4 separate regions of the Homo sapiens genome follow, and all the other regions are linked to region 1. Evidence: chromatin contacts called from ENCODE Hi-C or POLR2A ChIA-PET data. All regions are on one chromosome and are shown on one strand. The core of a region is the stretch at or near the end of the contact, and the rest is flanking DNA. Distances in the headings are between cores, read along the strand shown.

What was found. Hi-C counts contacts between places; a loop is a spot of excess contacts on that map. ChIA-PET counts read pairs that join two places held with the same protein, here RNA polymerase II (POLR2A). Pooled maps may share reads with other maps.
Region 2: a pooled map shows a loop between it and region 1 (6-fold over the local background). The contact joins the promoter of MMP25-AS1 here to the promoter of SLX4 in region 1. A Hi-C loop is called at or near these places in 4 of 50 pooled maps. POLR2A ChIA-PET finds 5 or more read pairs at or near these places in 2 of 52 experiments (GM10248 and activated naive CD4-positive, alpha-beta T cell).
Region 3: a loop to region 1 is called in a pooled map, with 9 times the contacts of the local background. The contact joins the enhancer-like site here to the promoter of SLX4 in region 1. A Hi-C loop is called at or near these places in 2 of 50 pooled maps. POLR2A ChIA-PET finds 5 or more read pairs at or near these places in 2 of 52 experiments (AG04450 and naive thymus-derived CD8-positive, alpha-beta T cell).
Region 4: a pooled map shows a loop between it and region 1 (2.7-fold over the local background). The contact joins the promoter of GLIS2 here to the promoter of SLX4 in region 1. A Hi-C loop is called at or near these places in 10 of 50 pooled maps.

The regions. Positions count from the first base shown.
Region 1 is chr16:3,610,299-3,613,188 of GRCh38, reverse strand. It overlaps SLX4 (SLX4 structure-specific endonuclease subunit), which reads left to right and starts at 1,583. Exons shown (of 15, transcript NM_032444.4): 1 at 1,583-1,629. It also overlaps a transcript of DNASE1 not described here. RefSeq lists an enhancer at 1,266-1,335 and a silencer at 1,376-1,725.
Region 2 is chr16:3,057,913-3,060,619 of GRCh38, reverse strand. MMP25-AS1 (MMP25 antisense RNA 1) reads left to right here and starts at 1,250. Exons shown (of 5, transcript NR_123723.1): 1 at 1,250-1,624; 2 at 1,918-2,080. MMP25 (matrix metallopeptidase 25) reads right to left here. Exons shown (of 10, transcript NM_022468.5): 8 at 2,287-2,439; 9 at 1,951-2,208; 10 at 1-1,793. The coding sequence ends at 1,522. It overlaps LOC124900372 (sialidase-like), which reads left to right and starts at 1,250. Exons shown (of 3, transcript XM_047435000.1): 1 at 1,250-1,624. RefSeq lists an enhancer at 107-1,012 and silencers at 1,051-1,520, 1,981-2,030, 2,171-2,300, 2,331-2,380.
Region 3 is chr16:3,003,369-3,006,427 of GRCh38, reverse strand. No RefSeq gene overlaps it. Among named protein-coding and RNA genes, the nearest start is that of CLDN9, 8.0 kb to the left of the region's middle. RefSeq lists enhancers at 166-460, 2,266-2,560, 1,707-2,665 and silencers at 2,122-2,211, 2,222-2,321, 2,266-2,560, 2,308-2,601. Within about 2 kb of position 1,592, at least 13 of the 41 ENCODE cell types and tissues checked have a DNase peak (open chromatin) inside an H3K27ac peak, as active enhancers do.
Region 4 is chr16:4,314,678-4,317,557 of GRCh38, reverse strand. GLIS2 (GLIS family zinc finger 2) reads right to left here and starts at 1,491. Exons shown (of 7, transcript NM_032575.3): 1 at 1,304-1,491. RefSeq lists enhancers at 1-229, 2,351-2,863, 2,864-2,880 and a silencer at 2,656-2,880.

The DNA.
Region 1 (2,890 bases), core at 334-2,833:
CACAGAGACAGAAAGCCGATAAGTGATTGCCAGGGGATGGGGTCGGGGGAATTGCGGAGTGACTACGAATGGGTACGGCAGGTTCGATTTGGGGTTTTAAAACGTTCTGGAATTAGCGACGATGGCTGCAAATCCTGTGAACGTACTGGAAACCACTGAATGTACACTTCTAGTGTGCATTTTATGATACTGTATCTTTTAAAAAACATATTGTCTGCCCTGCAAACTGATTCCTTTACACCTCTCCTGTGTTCATTATTTCAGTGACTGGAGGCACACTACTCTCAGATGTTAAGGCCAGAAACCGGCAAATCGTTAACAACTGCGTCTTGACTATGCTCCATATTTCTCCATTCTTTTCGCTCCACCTCCTAATTCGGGCCGCTCTCACTTTTCATCTAGATTATGTAATAGCCTCCTAATGGGTGTCCTTGCCTCATCTGTTCTCACTGTAATTAGGCCTTTAAAAACAAAATCTTACGCCGGGCGTGGTGGCTCACGCCTGTAATCTCAGCGCTTTGGGAGGCCGAGGCGGGAGGATCTCTTGCGGCCAGGGCTCGAGACCAGCCTGGGCAACATAGTGAGACTCCCCCCCCCGCCCCCACCGCCCGTCTCTACTTAAAAAAAAAAAAAAAAAAAGCCGTGAGCGGTGGCTCACGCCTGTAATCCCACCACTTTGGGAGGCCGAGGCGGGCGGATCACCTGAGGTCAGGAGTTGGAGACCAGCCTGGGCAACAGAGTGAAACCTAGTCTCTACTAAAAACACAAAAATTAGCTGGGCGTGGTGACTGGCGCCTGTAATCCCAGCTACTTGGGAAGGTGAGGCACAAGAACCGCTCGAACCCGGGAGACAGAGGTTGCAGTGAGCCGAGATCGCGCCACTGCACCCCAGCCTGGGCAACAAGAGCAAAACCCCGTCTCAAAAAACAAACAACAAAAAACCTTCAATGGCTCCCGACGACCCCAAGTTGAAGCTCAAACCCTTAATACGATGTGTAAAGTCCCTCAAATACCAAGCCATGGCAAACCTCTGCTACCTTTCCCCCAGGCCCTGGCTGGCTTCACCCTAGCCCTGCGGAAGAGCTCGGGCATCCCCTCCAGGCACCTGAAGCGCGGCAGAATCCCCTCTTCACGTAGCTAACCCTCCCCGACCTCCAGGCCTCGACTCTCACGCCACCCCACCTGAGAGGAAGCTTCTCGGGCCCCCAGGCCAGATTTGGTGCCTCTCCCGGTCCCCCTCACACCGTCCACTCTCCGCTCCACAGGCAGGTATGCCCAGAGGGGGCCGCCGTTGTATCCGCGAACATTTCCTGAGCCAGCTGGGGAGGAACCAGACTTTATCTCACAGCTGCCACAGTGCCTTAAACTCGCCCTAACTCTTTCTCAAAAACTAACAGACTCCACCTGAAGCAAGCGCCGCTTCCGCCTCGCCCCGCCTCCTGCCGACCGGAAGCGCTGGCCGCCGCGGGCCCGCGCCCGGCGCCGCAGAGGAAGACCGGAAGCGAGGCTGCCGCACCACCGCGCGCGCCCGCTCTGCGCCTGCGCGCAGGCAATGCTCCGCGGGGGCGCGGGCGGCGCATGCGCAGGCGCGCGAGTCTCCGTTAAGAAGGTGCCGCGGCGGCGCCGGAGGTAGGAGGAGCCGGGCTGTGGGGCTGGGAGTCGGCACCCGGGAGGCGGAGGTCCTGTCATTTCGGGCCGTTCTCTCTTTCCTAAGGGAGAAGAGCCTTTCTCGCCCGTCTCCCTCGCTGGCTCCGTGGCCTCGGCAGGCCCGCAGCCCCGACGGAGAGGCAGGAGCCGCACTCGGGTGGAGAGGGGCCGGGGCCCGCCTGGAGGGAGGAGGGTGGCGGATCCGGATCCCCACGGTGGTCTCCGTCCGGGCCAGTCCGGGGATCGGGGTTCTCCGTCTGACTTTAGAGCCGTTAGAGTCTTTGGCAGCCCTTTTCCCAGACGGGGAACCCCTCAGCCCCTTTCCGTAGGTCGCCGGGTTGGGGGAAGCGGGAGGGTCCGCCCCTTACCGATCCATTCATTCATCCCTCGCCTGCTGTGAGCCGTGGGCTGCGGTAGGTACGAAGCAAGGAGGCACAAGTCCCCTTCCCTCTGGAAACCTGCAGGCTTGCAGGATCCGTTATGTCATTCAGTAAATCTTGACTGGGCACCTATAGGAGGAGATAGACTGTTGTGAGGTTCATATCAACAGAGATGCGGAGATCAACACAGTTGTGGAGGTGGAATTTGTTCCAGCCGCTCCCCGCATCCAACAGGATAAAATTCACTTTGCCTAGCCTGACCTTCCAGGCCCTTGTGAGCCAATCCTTTCCTCTCCCCGCAGCGTTTTCTCCTACACCTTTCTCTCTACTCCCATTATACCGAACTCTTTGCAATTCATGAATTCAACAAGTAGTTGTGGAGCACTTATTTCAAGTCAGGCACCAGATCAGCCAAAGAGGTTGCAAAGTAATAGATGGATCTCTACCCTCCTGAAGTGTTGAGCTTAATGGGGGACAGATAATAAGCCGATGAATAAAAACACAAGAGCGGATAGTTTCGAACCACACTTCCTGGGTTTGATCCCAGCCCTGCCACTGTGAAAGCTGTTCCTGAACTGGCTTTAGGCCAGTTCCTCATTCTGCTTGCGCGTGTTTCCTTGCCGTAAAGACAGGATGACAAGAGATTCCACCATATAGGCTTCTTGTAAGGATTAAACGAGTTTGACTTGGAAAGCAATTGGAACAGTGCTTGGCACACAGTAAGCATTCGATAGATATTACCTGTTTCATATGATGATAACCTATGACAGATGCCATTGTGAAAACAGTGGGCGATGATAGGGATTAACGGGGATGGAGACGGTCCATAAAGGATTAGAGGACACTTCTCTAAGGGGAAGACA
Region 2 (2,707 bases), core at 1-2,500, 550 kb after region 1:
TTCCTGGCAGCCCAGAATTCCCAGGTAACTGACCAAAGTCTCCTGCCTTCTGTCCTCATGCTGATCTGTTTGTATGAGCAACTGGGGCAACCCCTCGCATGGTTGCTGGGACAGCCGCCCACAGCCTCAGCTCCAGGAAGCACTAGGGGGTCACTGAGGCTGGACAGCAACTTAGGAAGTGGCCCCTAAGTGACTCTACCCATGGGGTTCAGGCCATCGGTGTGGCCTGAACATATTGGTCCTGGGGTGGAGGAACACTGCAGAGCCACAGAAATGCCACGAAACAGCCAGCTACTGCCCCCCACAATCCCCGCGACTAGTTAAAATGCAGATTCCTGACCCCACCCTGAGTGAGGATTCAGGGTGAGTGTGGGATCTGCAAACTTAAATTTCCCAGTGATTCTGATGTGGGATAGTCTAGAAGAATAGTTCCAGAGGCAATCATTTAGATCCTAAAACTGTGGGGAGTGGGGACAGGGTGAACGAGGTGCCCCCAGGTTCCACCCACCCCTCACTCTAGAGCTAAGGCCTCCCAGGAGGGAGTGCTGAGGAGGCAATGACCAGGCCTGAGCCAGGGTTCGGTCCCTGTCTTTCCACCAGCGTTGAGTTGATGGGAGTCAAGCTGTTCTCTCCAGGGTGCAAGCAGGGAAGGGGTTCTTGGGGATAGAAGGGTTCCCCATTGAATGGAAGGCAGTTCTGGGCCCAGGGAGGTGCCCAAGTTGGGTGGCCTGGGGAGGAGGAGGTGGGTGGCGGGGGAGCAACGGAAAAGGTTAACAGCCTGGAGAGCAAGGGTCGTCCCTCCAGCCACTGATTCCACCACCCAGGACGTGGCGCATGGGTCCTCAGGGGTGATATCTGGGCTGGTTCCGGGTCTGGGTCCCAGGTCCCCACCAGTGTGGCAGTGACTGTAGGGGGGCCTTGTGGGAGCAGAACGGGGTGAGAAACTGCGGGTGGGAGAGGGGCAAGGCACAGCTTCGCAGTCAGGCCTGTCCTCTAACGACCCAGGAATGCCAGACGCAGTGGCCAGGCGGGGCGGGGCTGCGGAGAGTCCCAGGACTGCGCTCCGAGAAAAGCTGGCTCTTCCTGGAAAAGGAAGGTCCTGCGGGGCCAGCGCGCGACCGGGGCTGCCGTCCCTCCGGGTGAGGCCGCGGGCCCGCCCCTTGTCCTCCCCGCCCCTCCCCGGGCTCGGGAGGCGGGGTCCGACCGCCCCCTGGCGGCAGCCGGGAGGGAACGACGGGGGCGACGACCGACGCATGGTCCCAGCGCGCGTGCGCCCCTGAAGGCGGGTTCCGGTGGCAGCGCCGGGGTCTCAGACCCTGAGGAGACTGAGCCCAGCGCCAGGCGACCGGTCCCCGCCGCCGCCGCCCCTGCGCGGGAGATCCCCCCTGCTTAGTCCGCGCCCGAGCCCCCGTCCGTGGGAACAGACAAGGGGCCTCCGCAGCGCCTCACAACCCCCGACCAGGTCCAGCGGCGGGGGACTCGGCCGTGGAGGGCGCTGTTCGGTCTGGATGGCTCCCCCCATCAGCGGGAGGCTACACCCCCCACCAGCAGGGGCAAGAGGAGCAGCGGGATGGGAGCAGGCCAACGTCCTGCGGCCTGGTTGAGCTCGCACTGACAATCGCAGGTTTCGGACACGGGGGTCGCTTTGGGGGGCCTGGGGGCGCGGGGACCAGAGCTCGGGGCGGGGCAGTCCAGCCAGTTGGGCCCCATGGGCTGGGGGGCGTCCGGCTCGGTCTTGATGCTGTTCTTGGGGAAGCGCCAGTAGTGGGCGCCCTTGAAGAAGTAGGTGTCACCTGGAGGAGCAGAGCTTGAGTCCCGGTCCCTCCCCGCCCCGCCGCTCCCTGATGCCCAAGGACCCCCATCCCCGCAGGGTGGCCTCCATGTCCCCATTCCCCACATCCCTCTCCCCACCCCCAGGCCCAGTAACCCGCAGGTCACCGCGCTCCCCACCTGCGTTGCTGACGGTGACATCGTCAGGGGAGGGGGGCGCGCCTTCCCAGAGGCTCAGGTCGCGAGGGTAGCCGGGGTCCGGGCGCGCCGCCGCCTCGTCGTAGCGCCAGTACTGCCGGCCGCGGACCAGGTAGGTCTTCCCGTTCTGTGGCCACGAGAACACGGCGTCCACCTCCTCTCCCGGGGGCAGCCCCAGCTCCGTGAGCGGCCGCGCCCCGCCCTCCAGCTGCCGGTCCTGGAACACCCAGAACTGGGGCCCTGCAGGGTGGAGGCCGGGAGGTCAGGGGTGGGCTCCCCGCGCCGGCCCCAGCGCGCCCCGCCGCCGGCCCCACTCACCGCTAAAGAGGAGGATTCGGCCGTCTCGGTGCCGAGCATAGGCGGCCTGCACCACCCTCACCTGGGCGGGCAGCCCCTCCCAGAAGCGGTGCAGCCGTGCGGGTCGCGGGGACACCAGCTGTCCGGAGGGCTGGAGGCGCCAGAACCAGGGGCCTGCAGGGGACAAAGGGGTTCGCAGGAAGGCATGAGACAGCAGGAGGTCTCCTCCCCCAGGGTGTGTGGCTGGGTGGGGAGGGGTCCCATCTGGAAATCAAGGGCGCAATGGATCTAGGGTGACCAGCCCATCCTGGCCCGCCTGAGACTTTTCCCTTTTTAGCGCTAAAAGTGCCAGGGCCTTGCCTGGTGGCTCAGACCTGTAATGCCAGCACATTGGGAGGCTGACACCGGAGAATCACCTGAGCCAGGAGATTGAGCCCAGCCT
Region 3 (3,059 bases), core at 343-2,842, 610 kb after region 1:
ACCGCATCTCTACCAAAAATAAAAAAAATTAAAAAATAAAATTTTTACTGCAGTCACAAAGAACTAGTACACTGCCCTTCTTGGTGGTGGGTCCCGGGCTCTCCGAGGTCCCCCAGGGTCAAGGTTGGCTTTCTGATACCAGTCCTAGGCTGCTGGAGAAGAGCCCACTGAGAAAGAATTTTCGCCTGATTACCTGAGCTCAGGCCACCTAGGGAACAAAGAGAACTTTATTAAGTTGTAGAGGCTGCACAGAAACTGGCAGGTGGGGTGCAGGCAAAGCTGGAGAGAACAGGAGCTTCCTCTCAGGGCCCAGCCCGGGTGGGGGTGGGGGAAGCTCTCCTGTCCCATGGGGATGACTTCACAGCCCTTGCATGTGACCCTTGGGTCCAGTATCGATCCCCACCACTGCTTCCCTGGTGCGCACAGCCAGCCCGACCCCTGGATCTGTTTCAGTTGAAAATTTGACTTCTGAAGACTTTTCAAAGGCCGGGCGCAGTGGCTTATGCCTGTAATCCCAGCAGTTTGGGAGACGGGCGGATCACCTGAGGTCTGGAGTTTGAGACCAGCCTGACCAAAATGGAGAAACCCCGTCTCTACTAAAAATAGAAAATTAGCTGGGCGTGGTGGCGCATGCCTGTAAACTCAGCTACTCAGGAGGCTGAGGCAGGAGAATCGCTTGAACCCAGGAGGCGGAGGCTGTGGTGAGCCGAGATTATGCCATTGCACTCCAGCCTGGGCAACAAGAACGAAACTCCGTCTCAAAAAAAAAAAAAAAAAAAAAAAGACTTTTGCGGCAGGATCAGAATTTTCAAGAGCCATACACTGAGGATGGCCTTAGCCATGGCATCCAGACCCTTTATTTATAAGAGAAATGAAATATTTGGATATAGTTAAAGCACTTTAAACTTTTTTTTTTTTTTTTGAGACGGAGTTTAGCTCTTGTTGCCTAGGCTGGAGTGCAATGGCACCATCTCGGCTCACCCCAACCTCCGCCTCCCGGGTTCAAGCGATTCTCCTGCCTCAGCCTCCCGAGTAGCTGGGATTACAGGCATGTGCCACCACGCCCGGCTAATTTTGTATTTTTAGTAGAGACAGGGTTTCTCCATGTTGGTCAGGCTGGTCTCAAACTCCTGACCTCAGGTGATCCGCCAGCCTCAGCCTCCCAAAGTGCTGGGATTATAGGCGGGAGCCACCGCGCCCGGCCCAGCACTTTAAACTTTTGTTTTCATACCCTTGATCCCCATTTCCTTGGACACGTGCTGTGGGCCCCGCCCGCTGCCCTGATCACTAGCCAGGTTATCAGCCCAGGGGACGGGTTACATTCTCAAATAACCTAGCAAGAGGCCTGCTGGAGGGCAGCAGGGGAAAATGGAAGACCCGAATCTTTAGACAAGTCTATTTTCAGACTCGCTCCTTTCTCTACCAAACCTGAGCTGCTTCCGATTCTCCTTCTCTCTTCCCCAAACTGGGCTCTAACCCCCGTCCTCTGAATCCATGCCCGGGGAAGGTGGCTACGGGCACTGGCCCTGTCGGGGGCTGCCTACTCACCCGCCGCGGGAGGGGCCAGGTCAGCAGGGCGGCGACAGGAAGAAATGCGGGGACAGGGGCACGGGCGGTGGCAGGGGAAAGGCGGACAGCAGCCATGGGTCGCGGGTCTCGGGGGCCGTCAGCAGGCTGAAGGGAGAGGGTCGCGCGGGCAGCGGCGGAAGCGGATGCGGCGGCGGCTCGGAGACCAGGGGCGGGCGGACGAGCGCGCCCACGGGCCCAGGGGCTGAGGCGACGGCGGACACGGGCAGCGGAAGCAGCGGTAGGAGCGCGGGCGGAGCGCGCGGGCGCGGGCAGGCGCGGCAGGTCCTGCAGTGCGAGCACGGCGGCGGAGAGCGCGGGTGAGCAGGCTTCGGGCGGCAGCTCGGGCAGTGCCAGATGCGCGCCGGGGCCCCAGGGCGCCAGCGGCTCGGGCCGCAGCGGGAGCGCGGGCAGCGGTGGCAGCTCGGCCAGGGCGAGAGCGGAGGGCGTCGGCGGCCCGGGGCTCAGGCCGGGCGGCAGGCCGGGCAACGGCGGGTGCGGCAGGGACGGCGGGGGCAGCGGGGTGGGCGGCAGCGTCGAGCGGGCCCGGCCCAATCGCGAGTGGGCGCGGGCGCGGGCGAGCCGCGGGTGCGAGCTGGAGCGGGGCAGCCGCGCCGCCAGCTTGGCTGCGGCCGCCACCCCGGTTGCGGCCGCCAGCCCAGGGCCCCAGAGCGCGCCGCCAGCCGTGACCTGGTACCTCGGGAGGTGGCCAAGCGCCGCACTCCGAGCGGCCCAGCCAATCGCAGATGCTCGCCGCCGCACCCCAACCAATCACGGGCCAGTGCGCTCGCGGTCTACGGGTCCCACCCGGCAGCTGTCAAGGGCTACCCTTGGCAGCCAATCAGAGATATGAGCGCGCTCCGCCAAGTTCTTCTTCCCGCCCTCTCCTGGTCCCAGCCAATCGCTGTGTCCCAGGTGCCGCAGCTGCTCCCCGCCCTCAGCTAGCCTGGCTATCAGGCGCTGCACACGCGCAGTGGGCGCCCCCACCTGGCTTGAGGATCTGCGGATTCGCTGCGACACCGAGGCGCGGCGCCTCACCAATTTTTTTTTTGTTTGTTTTTTAGGTGGCTTTTTTGGGGACTGAGCCCCTCACTCTGGCGCCCAGGCTACATTGCAGTGGCGCGGTCTTGGCTCAGTGAAGCCTCGACCTGCCGGACTAAAGCAGTTCTCCCGCCTCAGCCTCCCCAAGTAGCCGGGACTACAGGTGCACGCCACCACACCCGGCTAATTATTATGGTCTTTAAATTTAAAAAAAAAATTTTTTTTAGACGGAGTCTCGCTCTATCCCCCAGGCTGGAGTGCATTGGCGCAGTCTCAGCTGCAACCTCCGCCTCCTGGTTCAAACGAGTCTCCTGCCTCAGCCTCCTGAGCAGATGGGATTACGGGCGCCCGCCACCATGCCCGGCTAATTTTTGTGTTTTTAGTAGAGACGGGGTTTCGCCATGTTGGCCAGGCTGGTCTCGAACTCATGACCTCATGATGCACCCGCCTCG
Region 4 (2,880 bases), core at 242-2,741, 700 kb before region 1:
TGGACAGCTGTGGCACTGTGGCACCAGAATGGGGCTTGGGGAGGGGTGACCCAAGGGGCCAGTTTCCCCTCCCCTGAGCCCGGGGGCTGGAAGGCCCTCCGAAGCGCAGTGTCTCTGGGCTTCCTCCCCAGCCGCAGGCTGGCCCCACCTTCCCTCCAGGATGCCAGGACACGCAGGATGGCGGCCTACTACCCAGGGTGCCAGCCTCCAAGAACCATGGCCCAGGCCCTTTCCATGGCCCAGACCAAGCCCAGGCCTTGGCCAGGTCCCCAGCCGGCCTGGCTGCCCCCTCAGTGTCAAGCGTTCCCTCCAGAGCCAAGATCCTGGGCTGTGATGGCTGGGGGCCCAGGGCCCCTCCCAGCATCCCTTCCAGCTTCCCAGGCCCCAGGGCAGGGCTGGGCAACTCCTTGAAACCATTGCTTCCCGGCCACCCTCTGGCCAGGCTGGGCGGGCCCTCCTGGACAGGCAGACAGGCTGCACGCTGCCCTGCTGTGGCCCGAGTACCCTGCTGGGCAGGGCAGCATGCCAAGGCCTCCAGGTGCCAGCCTGGATTCCAGCCCCATCCCAGGGGGCCAGCGGGGAAGCTGTGCGTGCTTCTCCTCCCTCGGGATGCACCTGCCTCGCCCCCTCCTCCACCCGCTCCAGACCCGCCCTCCGGCGAGTATGGACCCCTTGCCATCTCCTCCCTGCCAGGCCGGTCGCCTGCGTCCACCCGGACCGCAGGGGAGTAACAAGTGCCTGACTTGTCCCAAACTCCCAGTCCTGACCCCCCAGGGACGCCCCTTCCCGAGGTCCAAGGAAGGACCCGGGCTTGCGAGGGGCAGCAGGAGGGAGACTCTCCCGGCCAAGGGAGGAGGCACCTTCCAAAGCCCTTCCTAGCAGCAGCCCCGGCGCGGCCGAGAGGAGGGGCGGCTGCCCCGGACAACTTCATGCCCAGGCTCCGGGTACCCCCCTCTCACCTCGCCGCACGCCCCCCACCGCGGCCGCCCAACTTCCCAGCTGAAGTTTGCGCCCGCCCCGGGCCCGGGCGCTGCTCGGCCCGGCCTCCAGACGGAGGGAAGGAAGGAGGGAGAAGAAAGACCGAGAGCTCGAGGGACCCGGCCGGGGAGCCGGCGAGGGAGGGAGCGCGCGAGCCAGCGAGCGAGCGAACGCGGGGGCCTCGGCGAGGGCTCACAATGGCCCGGGGCGCGGACGCGAGCGGGGGAGGAGACCCTCGGGCCCCGCAGCCCCGGCGCGACAGGCGGGCCCCCCCCCCCCCGCCCCGGCCCGGTCCCCACGGCGCGACGCCCGGGGGGCTTCCTACCTCAGCGGCGGGGGCGGTCGGGATCCGGGCTGCGGGCTCCGGCGGTCGGGGGGCGCGGGGAGCCGAGCGGGGGAGGGGCCGGGACGGGCGGGGGCCGGGGCGCGAGGCCTCACGGGGCGCGGGCTCCCCTGGCACGGCCGCCCGGCGCCCGGCCGCTCCGCCACATCTGCAGCTCGGGCAGGGAAGGTGGCCGCGGCGGCCGGGCCGTGCGGGGATGTCTTAGAGGGAGGGCGGGCGGGCGGGAGGAGGGAGGAGGGAGGCGGCGGGAGGAGGGCCCGCCGGCCGCGGAGGAGGGCGAGGAGGAGGGGCGCGGGGGGCGGCCTCCACCCCTCCCCTCGCTCGCTCGCTCCCTCCCTCCCAGCAAAACCCCTCTCACCGCTGCGGCCCCAGGCCCGGGGCGCCAGCTGCCAGGCGGGGCGTGCGCGTCGGGGGAGGGGGCGGCGGGAGCCGGCGCTGGGCCGAGGGAGGGGGAAGGGAGGGCGGCGCGGCCGCGGGGAGCGGGCACCGGGAGGGAGGGGTGAGGGAGGGAAGTGGGGCGCCGAGCCGCGCGCGTCCTCCTCGGCCCCATCCTCACGCCACCCCCCCCCCGCGGCCCCGCCCCCGGCCCGAGGGCAGCGCTAGGACACGGCCGGGAGGTGGCCTGGGGGGGCGGGGGAGCCCGAGACGTCCCGCCCTCGGGGAAGCCCGAGGAGGGGGCCGGGCGCGCGGGCCCAGAGGAAAAGCCCCGCAGACCGGGAAGATGGAGGAGGTCGCGGCGGCGGAGCGGGCGGGGACCCCTCGCCTCCTCCCGCGGGGTCACCTTGGCCAGGCCCCCCTGCGGCCCCGGGCGGCGGGGAAGGCGGCAGGAATGCCTCTCTGCGGGCCCTGATTTCTCCGCCCAGCCCAGTTCCAGGAACGCGCAGGCAGCGCCCGGCGGGCAGAGGTCCCGGATCCCGATGCCGGGCGGCGCAAACCAGTTTTCGGGGCCCGGCGCAACCCCTCACGCTGGTGAGACGGCGGGCGACTCCCTGCCGTGCCCTCGGTCTCAGTTTCCCTCACGGTAGAATAACGACGAGGCCCGATGCCGAGCAATCCGAGCTTCCGCTTGGTTCCTAGCTTGGTCCCAGCATTTGGGACCACCTGCGTCCACTAGCCCGAGCGCCGCGGGAGGTCTAGATCCCTCCTGGACATCAGCACCCTGCGCGGCGCCCGCGGCCAGGGCAGCGAGTGCAGTGAGCGGATACACGCGAGGGAGAAGCCCCGCACCCGGCCCAGCTGTTTTCTGCCTCGTGTTGAACCACAGACTCGCGTTCTTGAGTGTGTTTTGTTTGGGCTAATCCCGTGCCCCCCGCCCTGTTATCTTCTTGCTGCTCTGCTGTATGCTGGCAAATTGTAGTTCAAAAAAACAGCCCTCCTGCTGTTGGACACCCCCTCTTCCCAGCGCAGTTGGCCTTGAGGAGCCTAGGAGACGAAAAAGGCATCCCAGAATCAGCATCCCCTAGAGGTGAGGCATCTGACGCTGGTTTTAAGTCCGTCTTCATTCGTGCATTTGATGCTGCGGTCCCCGCCAGAGCCCGAAGCACGTGGCTCTTGATCAC